Regions from separate parts of the Homo sapiens genome. Here region 2 is linked to region 1. Evidence: chromatin contacts called from ENCODE Hi-C or POLR2A ChIA-PET data. All regions are on one chromosome and are shown on one strand. Each heading gives the region's core, a stretch centred on a gene start or an enhancer-like site at or near the end of the contact. The rest is flanking DNA. Distances are from core to core; before and after follow the strand shown. Region 1 overlaps PDZD4 (PDZ domain containing 4). Region 2 overlaps ABCD1 (ATP binding cassette subfamily D member 1).

What was found. Hi-C counts contacts between places; a loop is a spot of excess contacts on that map. ChIA-PET counts read pairs that join two places held with the same protein, here RNA polymerase II (POLR2A). Pooled maps may share reads with other maps.
Region 2: a loop to region 1 is called in a pooled map, with 2.0 times the contacts of the local background. The contact joins two enhancer-like sites. A Hi-C loop is called at or near these places in 1 of 37 single-sample maps with no recorded cell type and 1 of 50 pooled maps. POLR2A ChIA-PET finds 5 or more read pairs at or near these places in 2 of 52 experiments (H1 and activated naive CD4-positive, alpha-beta T cell).

Annotation. Positions count from the first base shown.
Region 1 is chrX:153,817,908-153,821,663 of GRCh38, reverse strand. The region is part of intron 1 of PDZD4 (PDZ domain containing 4); the gene reads left to right. Among named protein-coding and RNA genes, the nearest start is that of PDZD4, 11 kb to the left of the region's middle. RefSeq lists a silencer at 2,460-2,619. Within about 2 kb of position 2,149, at least 3 of the 41 ENCODE cell types and tissues checked have a DNase peak (open chromatin) inside an H3K27ac peak, as active enhancers do.
Region 2 is chrX:153,742,926-153,746,681 of GRCh38, reverse strand. ABCD1 (ATP binding cassette subfamily D member 1) reads right to left here. Exons shown (of 10, transcript NM_000033.4): 8 at 3,611-3,695; 9 at 3,336-3,461; 10 at 1,927-3,193. The coding sequence ends at 2,947. All of the region lies in intron 2 of PLXNB3-AS1 (PLXNB3 antisense RNA 1), which reads left to right. Among named protein-coding and RNA genes, the nearest start is that of PLXNB3, 19 kb to the left of the region's middle. RefSeq lists enhancers at 2,550-3,249, 3,250-3,756. Within about 2 kb of position 2,506, at least 6 of the 41 ENCODE cell types and tissues checked have a DNase peak (open chromatin) inside an H3K27ac peak, as active enhancers do.

The sequences.
Region 1 (3,756 bases), core at 900-3,399:
CACTTTCTGACTGAGCCACTAGCATGGGGCCTGGGATTCTGCACTTCTCACAAGCTCCCAGGTGATGTGGATCCCACTGGCTGTGAGTAGCCAGGGCCTTGGGTAGGGACCGGGAGTAGATCTATGGTAGCCCCAAACCACATTAACATGGGTGGTGAAGTGAGGTGTTGTTTTTTTTGTTTGTTTGTTTTGTTTTTTTTTTTTACAAATAGAGGGTAAAAATTGTTTACAAATAGAGGGTAAAAAAACACACATAGAGGGTAAATCAGAACATCCAGGAGTCGTTGCCTACGTGAGGGCTTTACAGGACATAACTTGTTCTTCCCTGCCATGTGCAGCTAACTGACCCCCTTCCCTGTCACCGGCACCCCTACCGGTATACATGTCTCTCATGGACGCCCAGACACCCCTCCCCCGACTAACTGCTCAAAGGCCTTTGAGATGAAGCCCTCCCATGTTTCTGTCTCTCCTGCCCCCAGGCAGAAAGGGTGGGCACAGAGTTATGGAAGCGGGTGGTGTGGCTTGCCCAGGAGGCCACAGTTGGGGGCGTGGGCAGCCATGCTACTTGCCGGGCCTGTCACCTCTTTGTCCCTGCTAGAATTCTAACATGTTGGTGGAGACATTTTGCAGCCACCAATGCAGTAATTAATTCAGGCAAAAATCATCACTGGATGCCAAAACCATTAGATGTAAGGTCGTTGGGGACAGAATATTCACAAAGTCTCCAAATATTACCCCAAATTACCTGTGAATCAGGAAGGGAAACTGCGTCTTTACAGAGGAGAGATCTGGCAGCTGCCACCTGGACCATGTGATCAAACAGCCTCCCCAACAGTGGGGCAGCCTGACCCTGCCAGCCGCCAGATGCAGGGCTGGGGAGGAGACATACAGCATCTCCTGCAAGGTGCTCTTGTCAAAACGCTCAGCCTGAATCTCACCGCGGGAATGAATCAGGCAAATTCAGACTCTGGCGCATTCTATAAGGACTGGTCTCTTCCAAGAAGTCATTCCCATTAAAGTAAAAAATATATATATTTTTTTCTAGATTAGAGAGGAGACATAATAACTAGAGACCTAACAACCGAATGTAATATGTGTGCTTCTTGATTGAATCCTAGATTTTTTGTTTGTTTGTTTTGTTTTTGAGATGGAGTCTCTCTGTGTCACCCAGGCTGGAGTGTGATGGTGTGATCTCAGCTCACTTCAACCTCTGCTTCCTGGGTTCAATCAATTCTCCTGCCTCAGCCTCCCAAGTAGCTGGGACCATAGGCTGCACCACCACGCCTCGCTTTTTTTTTTTTTTTTTTTTTTTTTGAGATGGAGTCTTGCTCTGTCGCCCAGGCTGGAGTGCAGTGGCACGATCTCGGCTCACTGCAACCTCCTCCGCCACCCGGGTTCAAGTGATTCTCCTGCCTCAGCCTCCCTAGTAGCTGGAACTACAGGTGCAAGCCACCACGCCCGGCTAATTTTTGTATTTTTAGTAGAGACGGGGTTTCACCATATTGGCCATGCTGGTCTCGAACTCCTGACCTTGTGATCTGCCCGCCTCAGCCTCCCAAAGTGCTGGGATTACAGGCATGAGCCATTGTGCCCAGCCTCAAATCCTAGATTTTTAAAAAAAGCTATAAGGGTGTTAGCGGGACAGCTGGGGAGATGTGAGGCTGGCCCATTGTATGAGTGCGGAATTCCGTGCTAAGGGTGTTGTGGTTCCACGGAGAATGGGACTGATGGCATCTTGCTTTCAAATGCTTCTGCACATGTGTGTGTAGAAACCCCGAGAGCAGGTGTGGGGAATCTGCAGATGTTCCCACATGCTTGTGGGCGGACAATTTTCAAAATCCCGAGCTGGGGAAACATGAATGGGGACTTTGCTGGGTCACTGAGTGGGTGAATGTAGTGAGCCTGCGGCTTCTCCTTTCTCCTCTGATGCTCTACTCGTTGGGAGATCCCCCGATGCCTGACTTGGCCTGGAAGCTACAGTCACAACTGCTTCCAAGGTGTCCTGGATACTCCAGACGGCAGAGCTGAGAGCCAGCAGGCAGGTCAGAGCTCGGCCCCGGGCAGAGGATAACTTCCTGTCTCTGTCCTTCCCCAGCTTGTTTCCTACTCTACAGCAGTGGGGTAAGGGGAGTCCGAAGGTGGCAGCCCCCCCACCTCCGTGGCAGCCACGGGGGCCCCTGGAAGTGATGTGGCTTCACCTCCCATCCCGCGCGTTGCCAGTGAGAGTGAAAGGGGTCGCAGGCGCCGTGTGACAAGCACTTGGGATTGCGAGTCTCCCAGGCCACAACTGTTTTCTTAGCCTCTCCGGCCTCTCTTCTCGGCTTCCCAGAGATTCCTGATCAGCAAGAGGGCGTCGCGCCCCACCCGGCTGTGCGCCTGCCACCGCTGGGTGCAGGAGGGTGCCTGGGGCAGAGCCTGGAAACAGAGCTCAGCCTCCGACGGGGTTGGCGGGGCGGGCGGGCAGGAGTCCTGCCAATACAGCCACCAGCGTGGCGGCGCCGGGACGAGTGTGGTCCGCCCTGCTCCCGCAGCCGCAGCCACCCCGCCGCCGTCGCGGCGCGCTCTTTGTCTGCGGCTCCGGGCTCAGGGGGCGGGGCGAGCGCGCCTGGGGCTCCGCCCTCTCCGCCTAGGGCGCCCCGCTTCCCGCGTCCCCTAAGGCCCGCCAGTCCCTTGCCCAGCGGGAGATCGCCGCCCCACAGCGACTGCCCGTGGGGCCGACTTCGCGTCATGCCTGCCTCGCCTGCCCGGTGTTGCCCCCTCCCCTGTCCCTGTGTCCCCCCTCCCTTGCCCGCATGTCCCCCTCATGCGGGGAAAGCGGTGCCAGCACTTTCCCTGGCCTTGCGAATTGCTCTTCCATCGGTATTCAGCCGCCCCTCTGATGTTCCTGAAAACCCAACCTGCTCCTTCTCTGCAAAAAGCTCCGGAAGGCTGTGTCGATGCAGGTCGAGCTTCCCCACCCGGCCCCCTCCCACCTTTTAGCAAATCCAGAGGCCCCACCTTCGCCCTCCCCTCCCGGGCTCCGACCCAGTGCATTGAGCAGCTCCTCGGCTTCCCTCCCGGGACTTTCTAGTCTCTCTCCCCAACCGGCTCAGTGTCAGGGTGCCCCAGGACTCTCCTTGGGCCTCTCCTGTTCTTGACTACATTCACTCCCTAGGTGAGCTCCTCCATCTCATGCTTTTGCTTTTTAAATTTTTATTTATTTATTTTTAAATTTTTATTATTTTTGAGACAGGGTCTCAGTCCGTTGCTCAGGCTGGAGTGGAGTGGCACAATCACGGCTCACTGCAGCCTTGACCTCCCAATGCTCAGGTGATCCTCTTGCCTCAGCCCTACCGCCTGCCCCCTACCTCCTCCACCACTTGGGGCTACAGGAGCGAGACACCACGCCCAGCTTCATCTCATGATTCTTTTTTTGTTTGAGACGGAGTCTTGCTCTGTTGCCCAGGCTGGAGTACAGTGGTGTGATCTGGGCTCACTGCAACCTCCACCTCCTGGGTTCCAGTGGTTCTCCTGCCTCAGCCTCCCAAGTAGTTGGGATTACAGGTGCCTGCCACCACGCCCTGCTAATTTTTGTATTTTTCGTAGAGATAGGGTTTCGCCATGTTGGCCAAGCTGGTCTCGAACTCCTGACCTCAAGTGATCCGTCTGTCTCGGCCTCCCAAAGTGCTGGGACTACAGGCTTGAGCCACCGTGCCTGGCCGTCATCTTATGATTTTAAATAAAGAAAAATTCCTAGTTTAATTGAACAGCAATGGT
Region 2 (3,756 bases), core at 1,257-3,756, 75 kb after region 1:
CTTCTGGAACTTCAGGCCTCAGCATGTCTTGTCTGGGTGGCTGCAATGGCTGTGCTTGCTTCTCTGTCTCTCTCCATCAATCAATCAATCAATCGATCAATCATCTATCAATCAACTATCCGCCTATTAATCTATAATCAATAATCTATCAATTTATATCATTTACTTATATAATCAATCATTGATCTATCCCATGTATCTTCCTTTTATCATGTCTATCCATCTATCTATCATTTATGCCTCTATCATGTCTATCTTTCAATCATTTATCTATCACCAGGCACAGTAGCATGTGCCTGTAGTCCCAGTAACTCAGGAGGCTGAGGTAGGAGGGCTGCTTGATGCTAGCAGATCGAGTCCAGACTGGGCAAGATAGTGAGATCTTGTCTCTAAAAAAACTTTTAAAACCATCTATCATCTCTCTCTATTCATCTGTCTATCCATGTATCTATCATGTATTTTATCTATCACTTATCACCTATGAATCATCCATCATCTATCAATCAATCATCTATATCAATCATGTCTATATATCTATATATCTATGTATCAATTTATCCATCAATCATCTGTTTTTGAGGCGATATTCACAAAATATACAATCAATCCCTTTAAAGTGCATAATTCAGTGGCATTTAGTATGCTCTATAGTTCGAGAACATTTTCTTCGAAATAAAAAGAAACCCGAGGCTGGGTGTGGTGGCTCATGCCTGTAATCCAGCACTGTGGGAGGCTGAGGCAGGACGATCGCTTGAGTTCAGCAGTTTGAGACCAGCCTGGGCAACATAGTGAGATCCTGTCTCCAAAAAAAAAAAATCACAAAATTAGCAGGGTATGGTGGCACACGCCTGTGGTTCCAGCTACTCAGGAGGCTGGGGCGGGATTGCTTGAGCCCGGGAGATCAAGGCTGCAGTGAGTTATGACTGCGCCACTGCACTCCAGCCTGGGTGACAGGGTGAGACCCTGTCTGTCTCATTAAAAAATAAAAAATAAATACAAAATTTTTTAAAAAGGACTCCCCCCGCCACATTTTCCTTCCCCTGCCCCAGCCCCTGACACCCACTTGTCTGCTTTCTGTCCCGATGAGCCTATTCTGGACATTTGTGTCTGGCTTCTTTCACCCAGCACGAACTCTTTGAGGTCTATCTGTCGTGTTATGGCAGAATGGCACTGTGCCTTATGGACAGGCTGTTTGTCCATTTGTCTGTTGATGAACACTCAGGCTGCCCCACCTTTGGGAGGCTGTGGCCATCCATGCATAAAGGTATGGCCGCACAGCTGTTCTCAGTTCTCGTGCCTCTGAGGCCAGATGGGCTGCCGCACCCTATTCCCACCAGCCACCCTCACATGCAGCCACGTGGCCTGCAGTACTCGACACTGCTTCCCTGTTGCTGAAAGCTCCTCGGTGGCCTCTGGGCTAAGTCCTGTCTCTGTAGTGTGGCCTCCAAGGCCCGCCGGCCGCAGCCCTCCCTTCCCCTGCCCTCCCTTCCCCTGCATGCAGCACGAACACCCTGCGCTGTGCTCCCAGTTCCCCCCAGGCCCCTGCACAAGTGGCCGCCTCTCCCTAGAAGGGCCAGCAGCACCCTGTGTGGCAGCTTAGACATCCCTTCTCTTGCCTTCGTGCTCCTCCCACAGGGACCAGCATGATCCCCTCCCCTAGTCCTATTTGGGCTCAGCCAGTATTTCTGTGCAATGTTGTTGCAGGTTCCGCCCCGCCACCGTCACAGGAATCCTAAGAGCATTGGCGTGAGGCTCGGCGGAGGGCATGCTGGACCATGTCTTCTGGTGACTTTCCCCCTCGGAGGGGCTTGGGGGTCAGGCCCACTCCTTTCCCAAACTCACTCTTTCCCCCACAGGCAACCCACTCCCTCTCCTCCATCTCTCCTCGAGACCCACAGCAGACACCACCAGGCTCTGAGGCAGGGAGGAAGGACTGCATTTGCCAGTGGAGGCTTTTACTGGGGGGACTGGGGGTGGTGCCCGGCCCGAGGGCTGAGGGCCCGGGAAAGGCACACGGTGGCGGTGGGGTCTCTCTCGGGCAGGCGCTGGCTCCGCAGACAGCTCCCCCTGGTGACCCCTCTTTGGCACTGAGCTGGGAACATGGTGTCCGCACTCCTGGCTGGCAAGCAGAGGCCCGTGTGCCCCGGTGGCGGCTGGCAGTGTAGGCTGGCGGGGTGACGGCCGCAGGGGCTGGGTTTGGCACCGGTGGGAGCCGGGGCCCCACGGGACTCAGAGGCTGGGCCGCCCCCGCTGCTGGCACGGTAGTCACATTGGCCACGGAGATGGCTACGAATAGGGAATCCAATAAATTAGGCTGTAGAAAGAGGTGGTGAGGGGCCGAGGGGGCGGGGCCTGCATTCTCGCTTGGCAGGCAGTGCTGTGCGTCCCTCTCCCCTCTCCCGTGGGATCTTTGGGGCTCTTGTGGGGGAGAGGATGCAGGTGAGGCGCTCTGTGTGACTGTGGGTCCCACTGGGCGGCTTTTATGGCATCCCACGGAACGGGAGCCTTGGCTGACCACCCTCAGGGGATGGACCATGGGGTCTTTGAGAGACTGACGAGGAGGGAATCATGGGGACTCGAGTCTCTGGAGGGAGGCCACCTGCAGTGCCAGGGGCTGTGGCCTGACGGGCTCCTGGGGCTCGGCTGCGCTGCTGTGTGGCCAGCACTGGGCCCCTTGTACCCCAGCTTCCTCCACGGAGCAAAGTAGAGGACTCACTGCCCTGGACAGGGCCCAGTCACTGTGGAACAGCGCCCCCAGGGAGTGGGAGGGACAGGGCGAGGGTTACGCAGGGCGCCACCCTCCACATCTACTTTCCCGAGGGCGGGAAGGGTTTTCTAGGAGGAGGGGCCAGGCATGCAGGGGCGGGGTGCGTGCATGGGTGGGTGCTGCTGTCTCCTTCATGTGATCCGAGCTTGGGGGCGGGGCAGGGGCCGGGGACGGTTGTGTCAGGTGGAGGCACCCTGGAGGCCACCAGGGCCTTGCGGGCTAGGTGCCGGCACATGCGCTGGGGCCACGGCCTCGCCCAGGATCTGGCAGAGCTCCTGGAGGCGCCGCTGCATCTTGGGAATGCCCGCCAGCTGCTGCTCCAGCCGCTGCTTCTCCTCCGTCAGGCTCAGGCGGGCAGCTGAGTCCAGCTTCTCGAACTTCCAGCCGCCCTCCCCATCGAACTGTAGCAAGTGTGTGTGGTATTTCCTGGCCAGGAGAGGGACAGGGTCAGGGGCACGGCACGGGGGCTGCTGATGACAGCCGCCTGCTGCTGCCGGGCCCGCCAGGCCACCTCCTCCCCTCAGGCAGCCACTCCCACCGACCCCAGGCAGGGAGACAGGGCACCTACCACAGGGAGGGCCGGTGGGTGATGGAGAGCAGGGCAATGCCCGCGTCCTTGGCCGCCTGGAAGATCTTGCCTTCCACGTCGATGCTCACGGCGCTGGTGCATTCATCCAGGAGGGCGTACTTGGGCCTGGGGGTCCGGGCCGAGAGGAGAGTCTGTGCACCCTCCAGGGCCCAACACCCCAGCCCGGCTCAGGCTCCACTGAGCCCAGGCCTCCCCACAGCTGCTACTTCCCCTTCCAGGGGACCCCAGGGAGCCTGCCGGCCCGGAGTGCTCACCTGTGGTAGAACATGCGGGCCATGCCGATTCTCTGCTTCTCGCCACCCGACAGGACGTCCTTCCAGTCACACATAGCCTCCCAACCTAGGCGGGGGCAATGGTCTTGGCTCAGTTCCACCAGCACCCAGACCCGGGGGCCAGCCGG